2 separate regions of the Homo sapiens genome follow, and region 2 is linked to region 1. Evidence: read pairs that join two places in POLR2A ChIA-PET (ENCODE). Cell type or tissue: OCI-LY7. All regions are shown on one strand. Links, peaks and the distances in the headings refer to the core of each region. The heading gives the core; the rest is flanking DNA.

The links. Peaks named below come from ENCODE experiments on the same cell type or tissue, not always from the same donor. Only the 100,000 strongest peaks of a DNase experiment are listed, where the experiment ranks them.
Region 2: POLR2A ChIA-PET joins it to region 1 with 11 read pairs; 3 of 35 experiments call an interaction of 5 or more read pairs at or near these places.

The regions. Positions count from the first base shown.
Region 1 is chr13:30,440,015-30,448,996 of GRCh38, forward strand. It overlaps LOC107984577 (a long non-coding RNA gene), which reads left to right and starts at 5,731. Exons shown (of 2, transcript XR_001749803.2): 1 at 5,731-6,282; 2 at 7,351-8,959. RefSeq lists a silencer at 4,960-5,151 and enhancers at 5,618-6,503, 5,913-6,092. In OCI-LY7, for the core only: no CTCF peak of the experiment used is centred there; DNase peaks (open chromatin) are centred at 3,167, 3,677, 4,037, 5,787 and 2 weaker places; H3K4me3 peaks cover 4,712 bases; H3K27ac peaks cover 5,000 bases.
Region 2 is chr13:30,318,773-30,327,754 of GRCh38, forward strand. It overlaps LOC124903145 (a long non-coding RNA gene), which reads left to right. Exons shown (of 2, transcript XR_007063742.1): 1 at 1-359. It overlaps LINC00427 (long intergenic non-protein coding RNA 427), which reads right to left and starts at 1,131. Exons shown (of 2, transcript NR_186618.1): 1 at 977-1,131. In OCI-LY7, for the core only: no CTCF peak of the experiment used is centred there; no DNase peak of the experiment used is centred there.

The DNA.
Region 1 (8,982 bases), core at 1,832-6,831:
GATCCAGACCTCCTGTGTGTCCTTCCCATCAGACACTGACCTAGGGCCTGGAATCTCCCTAGCTTGCTAAGGAAGCAGTGACCTCTGGTTACCAAGTAGAGGGATCAAGTCCTCCTGGCTTTCCAGGACTGTCATGGTTTAAAAACAAAGTCTCACCTTCCGGGAAATCCCTCAGTCCTAGGCAAACCAGGATGGTTGGTCACCCTGAGATATAATGGATAGATCATAGGGCCCAGGGCAGACTAACTTGAGCTCAAATCCCACTTTTGTGACTTCACACCATGCAACCTTGGGCAAATTACTTTACCTCCCTGAACCTCAGTTATCCTGTCTATGAATTGGGACTGAATCTATTTGAGGAGTTGTAAGGATTAAAGGAGATTATGGGCCAGGCACAGTCGCTCATGTCTCTAATCCCAACACTTTGGGAGGCCAAGGTGGGAGGATCAGATCACTTGAGGCCAGGAGTTCAAGACCAGCCTGAGCAATATGGCAAGACCTTGTCTCTACAAAGAAAGGAAGAAAGGAAGAAAGAAAGAAAAAGAAAGAAAGAAAGAAAGAAAGAAAGAAAGAAAGAAAGAAAGAAAGAAAGAAAGGAAGGAAGGAAGGAAGGAAGGAAGGAAGGAAGAAAATTATGCACTGAAAGAGCTTACTTGCACATAATAGACATTGACTAAATACTAGTTCCCTTTCTACCTTTTTGACCACCATTAGCTAAAGTTTTAAAAAACTCAATCTTTAGCCAAAACTCCTTTTTTCATAAAAGGAGAAAATTAGGCCAGGCATGGTGGCTCACGCCTGTAATCCCAGCACTTTGGGAGGCCGAGGTGGGCAAATCACTTGAGGTAAGGAGTTCGAGACCAGCCTAACCAACATGGTGAAACCCCATCTCTACTAAAAATACAAAAAAATTAGCCAGGCATGGTGGCGCACACCTGTAGTCCCAGCTGGAGGCTGAGACACAAGGATCTCTTGAACTGGGAGGCGGAGCTTGCAGTGAGCCGAGATCACACCACTGCACTGCAGTCTGGATGACAGAGAAAGACTGTCTCAAAAAAAAAAAAAGAGGAAATTAAAATAACTTTTGTATGCTCCCCATGTTCTAGTGATGTCATTTTTTTGCCCCTTATAAATACATACCTAATAAACAAATAACTTATTCTGCAGTGGAGAAAATAAACCATACACATATAATTGCCCGATTACTGTTTTATATTTTAGAGTCTGGAGACAAGTGGTTGCTTCTGTTTTGTCCAACTATGGATACATCGCAGAAAGGTTTGCTCTGCTCAACTAGTTAAAGTGGCACCTGATGCCCCAGGTCCGTGGCCAGATGCAGAACTCTGGGCAACAAGGGCCAGGGCCTTTTTCTAATCTAGCATTTCATGCCTCTAACGGAAAATGTTGGCAGGAAGTTGATAGAGCCTGAGAGTGCTACCTCACTTGTGATTCATCTGATGGATCAGTGTGACCTGAAGCACTAAGTTAACCAACAGGCTCATTAATTTTTAAAAGAGGTGGTTAGTAATAAACCAATAGTGCTGTACAAATCCAATAGCAGCCTACACACCTTCAAAAGTCCCCAGAATGAGATCAAAGGACAAGGCAGCATCAGTTTCATTCCAACAATAGCATTTTGATTTAACATCCACTTTGTTGGCAAATGTGCAGGAATAAAATAATGCGTATTCCTATAGTAATTTATATTCTAAATTACACTGAAAAGCCTAGGTGGTCCCCAACAAATTCAATTTCCTTTAGACTGTAGCTATATTAGTTTGAAGAATCAAGTTTGTACTGGATGAACTGATCAAATAAATCTAAAACTATCAGCATGTTAATGGAATATCCATTACCTAAGGCCAGGCGTGGTGGCTCACACCTGTAATCCCAGCACTTTGGGAGGCTGAGGTGGGCGGATCACGAGGTCAGGAGACCAGCCTGGCCAACATGGTGAAACCCCATCTCTACTAAAAATACAAAAATTAGCCAGGCGTGGTGGTGCGTGTCTGTAATCCCAGCTACTCAGGAAGCTAAGGCAGTGAGAATCACTTGAACCTGGGAGGCAGAGGTTGCAGTAAGCTGAGATCGCGCCATTGCACTCCAGCCTGGGCAATAGAGAGAGACTCCATCTCAAAAATGAAAATAAAAATAAAAATAAAATAAATAATGCATACCTAATGTATCATAATGGTTCAAAATACCTACAATCATAGCTGGTTCCCAATGAATTTAATTTACTTGAGCTTGTGGCCATATGATTTTAAGGAATCAAACTTTTTGCTTAATTTATTAGTCAAATCAGCCAAAACTTATAAATTCAGTGAAAAAAATAGTTGTTTGGCTAATTTGAGTGGTTAATGCAGTAAAGTGAGTCAAATTATTAGCTCAAAATACATACTGCCTTAATTTGATCTAAACTATAAACATCTGCTTTGCCTTTTTGGTTAGGGTGACACCAAAAAGCATTAGTTTCCAAACTTGGCTGAGCATTAAGAATCCCCAGGAATGCTTTTAAAACTTCCAAAGCCCAAGCCACACCCAGACCAAGTCAATCAGAATCCATTGGGTGAACCCAGGCATCAATCCCCTGGATGATTCCAATGTTCAGAATTCAAGAAATTCCTTGAGATCAGGAATTCAAGACCAGCCTGGGCAACATGGCGAGATCCCATCTCAAAAAAAAAAAAAAAAAAAAAAAGAAAAAGAAAAGAAAGCAATAGCTAACGATTTATTAAGCTGTCACCAAATGCCAAGCATAATGGCAGGCATTTTCCATGGATTATTTTATTAAATTCTCACACATACCAGTGAAACCTTATAAAGTCAGTAGGATTGTTGTGCCCATTTGACAAATGGAGAAATTGAGGCACAGGAGGCTGGGTACTTGCCCAAGGATACCCATACTAGCAAGTGGTCAAGTGAGAGTCGTCACAAATGCAGTGACTCCAAAGCTTTAACTTGAATTATTTTTTAAAACCAGTGACTTAAAACTCAGTGCTTCTTTAGGTCTTTGTACTTCCTTATCTTATGTCTTGAGGGCATTGGTTTGTATCACTTTTCTTTGTTTCTTGGTTTTCTTTGTTTCTGGACGCCAAGGCCTCTCCAAATAGCACGCGAAAGCAATTTCTCATGCCCCTGGGAGAGAGGTAGGCGTGGCTTTATGGATGTGATAGGCAGAGGACTTAATATTCTGCATTAACATCTCCTTCTCTCTCAAGGGAATTTCTAGCAGACTTAAAGCACTGTAGGCAACAGAAAGGAAACCTGAAATGCAACATCCACCTGGAAGACACATACATATTTGCTGAAGCGTGTTTCAAATTTAACTGAAAAAGAAGAAGAATATAATTGTGCTTCTCATTCACTGCAAATCTTGTGATTTCATAGTCTTCAGTGTTGACCTGTCAACCTGTATGGGTTGTTTGTTTAAAAAGGTTGTATTTTTATTTTATTTTATTTTTTTAGGCAGACCACTTAAGTATCATGTGTTACTGAATACCAGCTGAATTATTTTGTTGTTGTTGTTTTGACAGTCTTGCTCTGTTGCCCAGGCTGGAGTGCAGTGGCCTGATCATAGCTCACTGCAACCTCGAACTTCTGAGCTCAAACGATCCTCCAACCTCAGCCTCCTGAGTAGCTGGGACTACAGGCGTGCACCATCATGCCCAGCTATTTTTCAAAAAAATTTTTGTAGAGATGGAGATCTGACTTTGTTGCCCAGGCTGGTCTCAAACTCCTAGCCTCAAGCAATCCTCCCACCTCAGCCTCCCAAGGTTCTGGGATGATAGGTGTGAACCATTGCATCTGGCCCACCAGCTAAATTCTTAACATTTAAACTATAAACATTACAATTTTTTGTTGCAGAACAAAAATGAAAAGAAGAAAGATGAAAATACACTACAATGTCACGGTCATTTGCACCAGTTTCCTGTGTACAGCTCTGCTGCTCTACGCTCATTTCTCAATCAGGTTTTGTCTCTCTTTTTTGCATTAAAAGCTGAGAGAGGAGCTAAAACTGCCCTGAGAAGCTCCCCCGGGACCCTGCCTGATCATCAGGGGAATGGGGCCTACCTCAGCAGTCTACTTTCTTCATTCAGCCCTATAGCCTCAGGAGAGAAGTTTGTCTCGCTCAGAGGAAGCAGTGGCCGCTCTGTCCCATACCCTGTCAGGCCATTTCCCATAGGAGACTGGACCTAGGGTGTGTGCTCAGGGTCCCAGTTTCTGCGGCGTTGAGCGGGTCCGGTACTCCTTTCCACACCAGGCTGAACCCCAAGGAAGCGAATCCATGTCCTCGTGGAAGAATAGGCCCCAAAGTGCCAAGCATCAGCCCCGTCAGTGCTGCCTGGAGAGCCGCCTGTGTCCTGCAGAACTTACACCCATGCAAGAGTGCACCCACTCAGCAAATGCGGGACACCGTCAGGAAGAACAAGACATCCTTGCTTCAGCTTCCCTCCTGTCACCTTTCCACTTCCCTTTGGGGAAGGTGTGCCTGGGTTTGCACACGGACTGGGGCCCCATCCCTGTTCCCCGCTGTGTGTGGCAGGGCAAGGGAATGCATTTTTAAATACCTTTCAGGCTAGGATTCCTTTTTTTTTTTTGATGGCATACTCTAACTCCAACATTTCTTCTGTAAGTATCACCAGTTATTTTACTAAAATCTAGATTTCCCAATCCAAGTGTTAGGAAGGTACTATGCTGCTGCTGCTTTGGGGCTTTCTGTCTGGCAACATCTATAAACAGTGCAATAGTGACTGTAGTCAGTTTCACGGTCTCATGTCTGAATCTTTTTTTTTTTTTTTTTGACAGAGTCCCACTCTGTCTTAGCCTCCCAAGTAGCTGGGATTACAGGCGCCTGCCTCCACGCCCAGCTAATTTTTTATTTTTAGTAGAGAGGGGGTTTCACCATATTGGCCAGGCTGGTCTTGAACTCCTGAGCTCAAGTGATCTGCCCGCCTCGGCCTCCCAAAGTGCTGGGATTACAGGCGTGAGCCACCGCGCCCGGCCCTTTTTTTTTTTTTTTTTTGAGACAGTCTCCCTCTGTCCCCCAGGCTTGAGTGCAGTGGGGCGATATCTCGGCTCACTGCAACCTCCGCCCCACCAGTTCAAGTGATTCTCCTGTCTCAGCCTCCCGAGTAACTGGGATTACAGGTGTGCATCACCACACCCAGCTAATTTTTGTATTTTTAGTAGAGACAGAGTTTCACCTTGTTGGCCAGGCTGGTCTCGAATTCCTGACCTCAGGAGATCTGCCCACCTCGGCCTCCCAAAGTGCTGGGATTACAGGCGTGAGCCACGACACCCGGCCTAGGCTTCCTTCTTTAAAGACAAATTTCCAGTGGGGCTCTGTAAGTAATCCTCATATTTTCTCGTTGAGGAGTGTGGCCAGAGAAGGTGAGTCTTCTGCACGTAGCAGGGGGGAAATGGTCAGGAGATACTGTAAAAGCACTAAGAAAACCGGAAGGAAAAGGCCAGGCTCCAGGAGCACAGAGACTGGATGGATTCCTGCTTCCCTGTCACTCGGCTCTGTTCAGGCGGTGCAGTCACTTCCTTCACCTCAGTGTCCCTGTTTGTGCAAATGAGGTGACTATTGGTGCCGACCTACTTCCCAGGCAGTTTTGAAGAGAAGTGGCAAACGTTGAAGGGCGCACACTCTCCTTCCCCAAGCTCCCTCCCTCCCCACGTGTGCACCCAGAAGGAAATAAAAGCCGTAATTTGCACTGGCGAGTCGGCCCGCCTCGTCGAGGGTTCCGCTGAGCTGCTCACAAGGGCGTGCGGAGGCCCGCGGCCGGCCCTGGCCCCTGTGGTGGCAGCAGCTGGCTGGCTTCCCGGGCGGCTACCTCCAGCTGCAGCTGTCGGTGCTATTTGCAGCTCTCCACATCCTGAGAGCTGGACGCCGAGGACCGCTCCCTGGAGGGCGTGCGTAAAATGCAGCAGCGGAGCGGTGAGGAGATTACCGGAAAAACTGGGAGCGGAGTCAGGCTCGTTCTGGAGCAGGGAGAGGCTTGGGAAGTTGCGAAACGTTGACCTGCAGGGTCTTGAGGAACTGTCGGCCTGGGCTGTCCCCGTGGGTCATTGAACATTAATCAGCCACCAGTCCTCGACCAAGCCAACCGAAATAGAGTCAGCAGGCAGAATGACGAATACAGTTTGAAAGGGAACGAACTTACTCTTATTCTCTCCTTGGAAAGGCCTTTCCAGACTCTCGAACTCACCCCTGTCACATTACCCTGTTGTGTTATCTTTGTGGGCCTGCGCAGCACCTGAAATGATCTGTCTTAGGTATGTGTGTGCTTGTTCATTGTTTTGTCTTCTCCGTGAAAATCTAAGCTCCTAGAAACTTTGTGAGGGAGGCAATGGGTCTGTTTTGTTTACCTCTGCATCTGCAGGGCCGAGTACAATGCCCAGCTCATTTGTAAATGAGTGAAGGAGTCCCCTACTAGCAGGCTGCCTACTCATCAATCAAGTAGTTGTTGGGTTTCTCATTTTTACCTTTGGAGATGTTGTCTTCGACCTACGGGAAGGAATTGGATCTATTTGAGGGTAAAGAAATTCATCCTCCCTGGGTTTATGTATTTTCCAACCCACTGCATAGAGTCTGACAAAATATTAATGGTCTTCACTGTTTCTTTTGATGATGTCTGCCACTTGTCACTATTTAATGTAATTTCATGTCATTTAAAGAAAGTAAAATTAGGGGCTGGGCGCAGTGGCTCATGCCTGTAATCCCAGCACTTTGGGAGGCCGAGGCGGGCGGATCACCTGAGGTCAGGAGTTCGAGACCAGCCTGGCCAACATGGTGAAGCCCCGTCTCTACTAAAAATACAAAAATTAGCCAGGCATGGTGGCGGGCACCTGTAATCCCAGCTACTCGGGAGGCTGAGGCAGGAGAATCGCTTGAACCCAGGAGGCGGAGGTTGCAGTGAGCCGAGACTGCACCATTGCACTCAGCCTGGGCCACAAGAGTGAAACTCTGTCTCAAAAAGAAAAAAAGGAAAAAAAAAAAAGAAAGTAAAATTATAGGGTAACTAGAAAGTTACAATAGTGTAACAAGCATAATCATTTAGAAGATTTTCACCTGTAACGTGGTTAAGATAAGTTTGAGACTCAGTTCAATTCAACACATTTGACTTTCAGACAGATCCAATGTAGTCTGTTGTATTTAGAAAGAATTCAGACCTTTATAAGGACGATTTCATGACATTAATGAAATTTATGTGTTAATGGAACTGAAGGACTTCACTCTGAAAGCAAGTGTTCTCTAAACCTAAATATTTTAAGAAGAAAATTAGTTGAAAGTTTAAAAGCTTGTCAAAAGTGACAGTCATTTCATTTCTTTTCTTTTTTTAGAGATGGGGTCTCACTGTGTTGCCGAGGATGGAGTACAGTGGCTATTCACAGGCACAGTCATTGTGCACTACATCCTGGAACTCCTGGGCTTAAGCAATCCTTCTGCCTCAGCCTCCCAAGTAGCTGGGACTATAGACACACACCACCACACTCAGCAAAAGTGACAATTGTTTCTAATACAGACATCCACACCTGGACATACTGTGAAAATTATATTCATTGGGCATATTAGTGTCCGTTCTTTCCAAGATCTGAGTTCATAATGTTTTCTTCTGTAATTGTAATGAAATATCACCATTTCTTGCTAGCATTATACCAAATCCCTCTAGGCAACTGGGTAGCAGGCTATATGCCAACCTAGGTTTTTGGAGATGACTTGTATCTTGTTTGCTATTAGAGCCAACATGTTAGAATTTGTGATTTGTCACAGAGTAGAAGACGAGTTCACTCAAGAAGCACTTATTTATGAGCACCTACACAGGTGATAGAACAGTCAAAAGACAGGAGTTCTGGCCCTTCTGGAACTGACAATCTTACTAGAAAAATAAATGTTACCACATCACTTGAACAAAGGCACAATTATGCAATTTGAGTTGTGTTTTGACTTCCTTCCCACTACCTTGTTTTTTTGTTTTTGTTTTTTGTTTGTTTTGTTTTGTTTTTATGCTGGAGGTGTTGTGGGAGATGGAGTTTTGCTCTTGTCACCCAGGCTGGAGTGTGATGGCACGATCTCAGCTCACTGCAACCTCTGCCTCCCAGGTTCAAGTGATTCTCCTGCCCCAGCCTCCTGAGTAGCTGGGATTACAGGCATACGCCACCACGCCCGGCTAATTTTTTGTATTTTCAGTAGAGATGGGGTTTCACCATGTTAGTCAGGCTGGTCTCGAACTCCTGACCTCAGGTGATCTGCCTGCCTCAGCTTCCCAAAGTGCTGGGATTACAGGTGTGAGCCACTGCACCCGGCCCCTCCTTGCTGTCTTAATAGAAAGTGGAAAATAGAAATCTTCTGCACAAGGCCTTTGGTTTGAATGCAACATGCCTAGAGATAGGGAACTGGAATCCAACACCGTTGCCTACAGATCTTTGGAGACTAAAAGAGAAAAAATCCAGGAAAGAAAAAAAAAAAAACAAAAAACGGCTGCCATAGCTATTGGCCTCATTGGACAGGCCTGGGTGATGTGCACAGACCCTAAAGGTGGCCGGAGCTGACCAGCTTCCTATTGCACTCTTCTGGGTGGCCCAGGCACCCAGTTGCATTGGCTGTGGCCACTGAGAAAGGATTGAGTCAGGCTGAGCCATGGGCAATGACAGAGGAGAGGGGATCAGCAGAGCCTACCTGAAAGCAAAGGAGAAATGGGTCGGTCACCTCATCGCAGAATTTACAGATGAAGGGGACAAACTTGTTACCTGAGGGTTTCCTTCATGCCTTGGAGTTTCTCTGAAAGAAAAGACAGCTGAGCATTTGCCCTGTTTTTGTTTTACCATTTTTACACTTTCGAAGTCATGCCATCAAGTTTTAAGCTAGTAAGAGGACCATATACCGAATGGTACAATATCATAGTTCTTGTAGCAGCTACATTTTGATGAATAAAATTTCTTTTAAAATCTCTTTTTTAAAAATGAAGAGACTTC
Region 2 (8,982 bases), core at 2,268-7,267, 120 kb before region 1:
ATACATGTTTTATATGATGTTTCACTTTAGGGTTAAGCCAAATAAGCATACATTTATTTTATAAATATAAATATATTATCTATTAAAATAGTTTCTAGTAAAAACATAGGTTTAGCTATTTGACTCAAATTTCTTAAAGAAGCCATAGTTAGAAGAAAATATCCACTAGAGTATACTAGACTTTATGTCTTCGCAGGAGAAGTAACACTTCCTCATCTGTTTACCTCTCAACTCCCTTCTCCAACTAGAAATGAAGACACAAGATAATAAAAGGATTTGACTTTTCAGTATCCCTTTCGAACTGGGCACCACCCAGAAGAAAGATTCTGTTAACTACTCCCTTTAGAAATTATCTCAAGGTGAGTTGCATGTCTCATTTGATCACTTCTTTTACAAGACTGGAAACAATTTGTATGGAGTAAACTCCTGTTACCAGACCTGGAGGCTTAAATAATGAAGAGGTTTATCTCTCATCTGAGAAGAGTTTATAGTCCGCAGCAATAGCCTGGAGACAAATACACCTCTGGGATCCCACAAAGGCGGTAATTAGGCAGCATTTTATTGTGATGCAGTGAGTGTGCAAAGGACAGAGCTGGACTACTCTTAGGAACAAAATTGGCTTCCTGGAGAGCCGACAGAAGAAATCTGGCAACCTAAAAATATTTAAAGAGCTTACGACCCCCAAGGGAGAATTTCCAGCTATTAAAGTAGAAAAGATTAAACATTTGCTGGGCTTGAAAAGGAGATTTTTAATGGAAACACTCAGGAAAATACAGTTTAGATAGAGAATCTTAAAAAAAAAAAAAAGATCAGACCTGTCATATACAGAGCAATCAAATGGGAGACTTTATATTTTCTTCGTAATGACATAAGAAAAAGGATCTAAAAATAGATCCTACCGATAATGAACTCTTCCTTCTCCTGCGTTTATTAGAATATAACACCTTCATTACAGAGAGGACATGTTCCTACTCACCATCTCACAGGCATAAATCTTGACATGGTCTTCACACCCTTTTCCTCTGGCCCCTAATTACAATTCTGCTATTTATTTCTCAACACAGCCTACATTTCGTGTGTTTCTCGTATGAATGAGTTGCAGTGTGTGCTGTGGTTAAGCTGGTGGGCACCAGGCCCAGCTCCCTCAAGTTTGGCTTTCTGACCTTGCCAATGACTTCACCCTTTGTGCCTTAGTTTCCGTGGCTATAGAATGGGGATAATAATAGCACCAGTCTCTGTGTGTTGTCAGGAGGATTAAGGCACAGCATAGCACTGAGGAAAGTGCACAACACTCAGTAAAAACACAATAAATGTTCATCATTATTGTCACTACTCTGCATTCCCTTAGTGCCTATAAAAATAGCATATTTTTAAAATAAAAAAAACAAGATACATGGTCTAACAAAAGATTGTTTTCAGATTCATGGATTTATGTGGAAAGTCTCAAGACATTTAGTTATACATTAAGGTATCTTTTTTATTACTGTAATTACTTAACAATCCTAAAATCCAAGAAGTATTCCACAGCATGGTCCCTGACCTTCAAGCAGTTTATATTCCACTTGAGAGACAGAACATATGCCCATGAACTATTAAACACAAATCCAAAGCAGTTCATGATTATGTATAAAACGAGTAGTTCAGAAGGTGAGAACTAGAAAAATGGGGAGAGGGAATTCTGAGGGAATCAAGTCTCCATTGTGTGCATGAAGTTGATAGAGAACTTCATTTGGACCATGAAATAAAGGTAAGGAAAATGAAGGGATTTTCCAGCAGGCAGGAAGACATGAAGGTAAGAGCAAGTCAACAGAGCCGTTCATCTGCCGCAGGTGATTTGCCTCTGAAATTAGGTGACATCGGTGGATGAGGCACAGGTTATGCAGTTGAGGGGTTCAAATGCCAGAGGGAAGATTCTGACTTCACCCTGAGAGTCTCTGAAGTTTTGTTAGTTGGAAAGTGGCATAAACACAGATGCAATATAGGTTTATATGGGGAGAGACAGGAGTCAAGGAGAAACGCTGATGGTTTTTAATAATAATCTAGGTATAACTCAGACGGGGCCTACCAGGGTGGGGACATTGGGAACATAAAGGAAGTGACAGACAGCCGTGAAAGCATGACAAAGACTCATCCCCTTCGCTCCATTCTCACAGCCCAAATCCTCCCAGAGCAGCCTTTGCTATCTGAGCACACCAAGCCAAGTTCAGGAGCACCAGATGCCAGATGCACCTCCAAGGTTTTCCAAGGTCCTTGTGGACAGTCTCATCCTGATTTCCATTTACTCCCACTTGCCTTTCTATCATGTGTACCCGATAGATTCCAAAAATAGAAAATCATATGTCTCCCTCCTTCTAAAAGCATGTAGTATTTTCCAGTTGTGTAGGCTTTCTAAAAATATTTTTACTCATATTGATGAATAATTTTAAATTAATAAGTCATTAGTAATTTAGTAGTTTTAAAAGTTAGACTGGTGTACACTTTAAATGGGTGCAACTTATTGTACCTAAATCAGTCCTCAGTAAAGTTCATGAGAAAAATAAATAGGTTTAATGGTTGAGGATACAGAGAGGTGGCAATTATTTGAAAGTCAAGTTAAAGAAGCTCAATTAGCCAGTTACCTTTGTCCCCAGGCATTAACTACTGTGGTTTGGAAGTTCATGTGTCATTTGTTATATGCGTGATAACATATACTGTGTCACGGGATTGTTTCTTATGCAAGATTAACAAAATGTGATACCCAGAACAACCAAGTTCTATCTCTATGAGGACGGGGACTTGAAACTACATTTAACTGCATTTACTTGGCACCTCATTGGAGTAGCCTTGGATAGTAGCTCAAAGTGATGATTAGTCTAGATAACCTCTTAAAATGCCTTTCAACTCAGCAAGTAACATATGGATTAGTGTTCTCTAATCCATATGTTTAGAGTTTAATAATGGAGATAGCAGCACGTAGAGAAATGTGATTCAAAGAGTGGTCTCCGGATTGGCAGCCTGGGCGTCACCTGGGAGCCTGTGTTAGACATTCTTGAGCTTCACCTGCCTCCTCCCAAATCAGTGGGGATGGGGCTAGGAATCTAGCAATTGTGTTTTATATCGGCAACGGGGAAGCTCTGTGTGTGTGCACGCCTGTGTGTGAGCCGTAGTCCACATCGGGTGGGAAGCAGAAACATAATGAAGAGTCACATGGCTAAAAATAAGATAGATTTAGTTGATTTTTATAGTAATAGGTATGGAATATTCCTCTAATTATTTTTAGATTTTAGACTTACTATTTCCAGTCAAAATTCAACATCAGTTAAATATATACCATAAGTACTATCTTACAGTAATTCCCAGGAAAGGAAGAAAGAAGATAAAGAGAAGGTAGTGAAAAAGAGTGGGAAGAATTAATTTAATTCACATATTGGTCTAAGCACTCAGAAACAAATATGTTGCTATATGATTAGTACTGCTGTCATTTGGGGGAGCGAGAGTACCCTTTAAATTAAAAATGGTTCCAACAGACTTATCTACTTTTTTTTTTTTTTCTTTTTGAGACGGAGTCTCTCCCTGATACCCAGGCTGGAATGCAGTGGGGCAATCTCAGCTCACTGCAACCTCCGCCTCCCAGGTTCAAGCAGTTCTCCCTGCCTCAGCCTCCCGAGTAGCTGGGATTATAGGCGCTTGCCACCATGCCCAGTTAATTTTTGTATTTTTAGTAGAGGTGGGGTTTCACCATGTTGGCCAGGCTGGTCTTGAACTCCTGACCTCAGGTGATCCTCCCACCTTGGCCTCTCAAAGTGCTTGGATAACAGGCGTGAGCCACCACGCCCAGCCCTTATCTACATTTTTTTTAAGCACACATATTTCTGAGATGCTTTTGTTCCTGGAATCTAATCCCAGCAGTTAGTCTAACCTCCCACACATTGCAGGAACCCCTCCCTGGTCATCGTCTCTGGATGGAGTCACACAGCCTCTGCTTCGGCATCTGTCTTGTATGCTGCCTTACAAACCTTACAGCTGCCCTCACGCTTTGCACCTGTGAATGTGGACTCTCCTTCTTCGGGTGCCTTGCTCTGCATGGTTCAGTGCCTTCGCTGTGCTCTTCTACCTGAAATCTCCTGCCTCTACTTGTCTACCAGGAAAACCCTAACCGACCACCAAGCCTCAGCTCAAATGCTGTGTCCTATGGAAGTTCCTCTAGGCAGATTTAGTGGCTGCTTCTGCTGGACCTCCCATAGACACACACACACCTTTGTCCACACATCCATTATAACCACTATCTTTTCTCATTGCATATGCTTATTATGTTCAAATTCATCTCCCCACTAGACTAAGTCCCTTGAGGCCAGGAATGATGTCTTACCTTTGCATTCTCAGCAGCTAGTCTATTGCCCAGTAATAAAGTATTACTTAATGAATACATCAAATGAATGTATGAATAAATGATACCTAAACAAAGTTCTACAGGAGCCTAGAAATGGGAGCTATAACCGGTGACTGGCCACACTGAAGAAGCAGCATTTGACCTTGTATTGAAGAACAAGTTTGATTTTGCTTGGCAGAAAAAAAAAAAGGAGAGGACTATAAGCAGAAGAATAACAAGAACAAAGGCATAGGAGTGGGCAAATCCGTGGTCTTCTCAGAGAGCACCTCATGTTACAGGTCCAGTGGAAGACAGACATGAAAGAGGAAGTTTGGACCAGAATAATGTATGTGCTAAGGAGCTGTGGGCCTTATTCTGGACATAATAAAGAACCATGAAAAAATTTTGAATAGGGAAAAGTCATGACCAGATACATGACTTGATTGGAGGTTGGTTAGAAGGAAATTGCTATGATCTGGGCAATTGAAGTAAGTGAAAGCCTGATAGAGTTGCAGCAGCAGTAGGAGGAGGGAAACCAAGTAAATTTGAGAAGCATTTTGGAAATAGGATCAAGATGACTTGGCAACCAATTGAATATGGGAAGTGAGGAACCAGTGAAGCTGAAGCTTGGCCAAGCTTTCTGACCTGGCAACTGAGTGAACACTCAGACAACACCACCTACAACTATATCGTCTTTACAGGCAGATTGGAAGCTCTGAGAGAGTAAGGCCCTTGCTCTTGGTGTATCCTCTACATCTCTTGTAGCTCCTAACACTGACCGTGCATTCAGAGGTTCCTAGTAAACATTTGTTGAAAGAATTGATGATGTTTCTTATACTCACCAAATATGTCAAAAAGGAAAATATAATACAATGTCTTTTCTTCAGAGACATTTTCAAATTCTCAGCATGTTTTTCCACCACAAATGAATTCACAACTATCTCATTCAACTTGTACATCCACAAAAGTGACCCATTGTTGCACAAACTGAAATCTCCTTTAAGATTGTGTGTGTGCTGGGGAGGACAGTCAAACGGTTGGTATTTTTACTTTTTTTTTTTTTTTTTTTGGAGAGAGGGCTATGATATTTTTGGTCCTCTGAAAATGAATCCAAAACAATAAAACAAGCTGAATGTTTTCCTCTAGTGGAAAGAAAGAAAGCAAACCTACTACAGGTAAATTGAAATCTTCAAACAGACCCATAACACACTGCTGAGACATTCTTGAGATGATGGCTTTAGTTAGACTGGGGCCACACATCTTTACATTTCTTCATTCACCTGGCAGGACTAATGAGATTTTATGGCGGGCAAGCTGTTTATCCCTTGGGTGACATTGGCAAGCACATCTATATCTTTATCAATCAAGGGTTTTCTGCACTGCAACTCCCACCCCCAACCTAAAGATTGCCCCAGCCTGGATCACAACATTTACAACACGTAAGAACCTCATTCCTTTTCATCAACACTCCACCCATCACTTTCTGTTACCTAGATCTAATCATGTGTGTCCTAACATCACATTGCTCCATAACAAGGGGCAGGAAGAAGAAATGAATAAAAGGAAAAGAAAAAAAGGTTTCGATGGTACCTGCAAGTTGATGCAGAGCTGACAGCTCCATGGCTAGAATATTATATTTGCCCAATAGAACAATAGGTCTGCTGGCAAGCTGTTACCTACAGTACTGTATCTGCTGAACAGGTGGAAAAAGCTCTCTTCCCCTCTGCAGTGGTTTAGGAACATGAGGAGGTGACCACCACTCCAGTTTGGAAACAAGGATTTGGTTCCCCTTTGTAGCTTTCATATTGCCTGAATTCACCTGCAATGTCTATTTTCAGTACTTAATAAATACTCATATACACATGAACATACAAACTCACATATTTAACAATTGCCATCATAAACTCTCAGGATGATGTATCCATTCTACCTTTGCAACCTGGAAAATGTCCCCAGATCTCAGACCAAGGAGATACTGGGGAAATGGCTCTGCAAAAATCCAGGAACAGGTTTTGGTTCTGGTTCTCCCATAGAATATATCTATAACACCTGGACAGAATGCTTGGTGCAGCTGCTTGAGAACTCTTGAAAAAGTAAACAGTAGCAGGTAGATTGTGGGAGAAAACCAGAATTCAAAAGTATCACCAATTGACTGTGGATTTACCATGTTTACCCTCTGTATTCCCTGGACAGGACTCAAGGCAGCCTTTGTGACAGGGAGGGTTCCAGCATAAACCTTCTAGTTCAGACTCAAGGTGAGAGAAGAGTCTTCTGGCAGTGGCAGCCACAGCATGGAAGGCCCACAGCACAGAATATGCTGTCGAAGCGGGACCTTCCTCTTCAGTCAAAGGAATCATGGTCCCAAGACCATGCTTTTTCTTTTCTCTGGGCTCCCACCACTTGGTCCTGGACAGGGCAGAGTCACAGTGAGTGCACAGAAGAGCAGGGTGATAAGGCTCCAGTTTTCTGGATGGATAGCCAAAAAGGTGAATCCTGGGAAACTGGAAAGTGCCAGGGAGATGGTAGAGAGAAAGGAGCTTGGGAAAACGAACCCAGACAGTTATTTGCTGGCTTGTGGGCACACCCTTGAGCTGTGCATTCTTGGATTTGATCACAAACATCATAACAGAGACTTTGAGAACTGAATTAACAGCTACATCGCTATCTAGGTCCCATCCTGACCATGAAATAATAGGCACCCAGGAGAAACGTGAACAGGACCACAGTGACTTTGAAAATAGAACTGACATTGCAACCACAACCACAGAAAGCTGATCAGAACTTGCAGTCTAAACCAATTGTGTCAATTGCCTGCTAAAAAAACATAAGTAAATGAACAAACCTGTACAGATTGAAACAAGACCTAGTGTCTCATAATATAATATTCAAAATGCTCATGATATGCTTCAAAACTAGTCGCCATGTGAACCAGGAAAATCTCAACTCATGAGAGAAAAGACAATCAATGGATGTCAATATGAAGAAAACACAAATGTGATAGTTATTTGACAAGAAATTAAAGCGACTTTTATAAAAGTGCTCTAAGAAGTAAGAACCAACACTCTAGAAAGCTTTAGCAAAGAGAATAAAGATTGAGAAAAGTAAAAATTAAAAAAAAAATTAAAAACCACCCAGAACTTCAGGGTCCTGTGAAACAATTCCCCAAAAGCCTAATATTTGTGTCATCAGAGCTCCAAAAGGACAGGAAAAAGTGTGGTACAGAAAAATACTCAAAAAATAAAGACTGGAAACTTCCCAAATTTGGCAAAAAGCACAAACCTATAGAAATTCAGTGAACTCCAAACAGGACAAACCCAGAGGAACCTATGCCCAAACATTCTAATGAAACTGCTAAGAACTAAAACCAGCCCCGAAAATATTAAAACAGTCAGAGAAAACCAACACACTATTTATAGAGGAACAATTAAATGACTGTGGAATTCTCATCTAAAACAATTGGAGGCAAGATGATAAAATGCTGAAAGAAAAAAAATTGTCACCCTAGAATTCTATATTCTAAGAAAATATCCTTCAGGAATGAAGGTGGAATAAGAACATTATCAGATACATGAAAAATAAGAGAATTTTTGGCAGCAGTCGTGCTGTAGAAGAATTACTAAAGAAAGATCTACAGACAGTTACCTCGTGTGAAAGAAACTAGACTCAAAAGGTTATGTACTGTAATGATTTCATTTATATAGCAATTTCAAAAATAAAAATTTGGCAACAGAGAATAGATCAGTGGTTGCTAGGGTTCGGGGTGGGATGAGGGTGTGATTAAAATGGGACAGCATGAAGACATTTTGGTGTGATGAAGCTGTTCTGCAACCTGATTCTCTACACTCATTAAAAGGCGTAGAATTCTACACACACCCAAGGTCAATCTTGCTGCATGTTAATTTTTTTTAGGCCAATAAACAAGAGATGTTCCTCTCTAAGAACCTTCTAGTCTAAATAATACTGAATAATACTTCACCACCTTCCTTGGACACCTGCTTGTGAAGGTCATTGACAAGGCCAATGCCCGGTTGTTTCTGCTGCCCTTGAGTGTGCAGCTCACAGCTGAATTTACCCTCCCCACCTGCCCCACTGCCAGTTCAAGCTCAGAAAATATCACACGTTTGAGCTGAACAATGAATAAGAAGTCAGGAGGCATTTTGTGGGACTGCCCTCTTCTACAAAATCTATAAAGCTCACCTCCCTTCGCCCCTCCTGAGAAACAAGATAAGAAAAAAAACCATTGAACTTATGAAGATCAGGACTTATATATCTAGGTGTCACCTCATCATTGGAGCACCCACTTCTGTGTTTCCTTCCTAGCTGCTGCACCCCAAAATGTGCAGCAAAGCCCCAGCAGGCCCTGGAGCCCCTACCTGCTGCACTACCCTACCACTCCACTGATGTCTAGAGTATTTCTCTTGCAGCAGATATCCTTTTGGTCAAAGTAATAATTGTCCTTTTGTATCAGGTGGTTGGTATTCTTATTTTCGCCTTTGGCAGACCCATAGGAGGAAAAGAGAATCGCATGTTTGCAGGAGAAGGGATAAAATAAAAATAAGACCTTAGGCATTGCTCTAATACTGCAGTTCTGCATTGTTTAAAAACCGTGTTTGTGGCTGGGCGCGGTGGCTCAT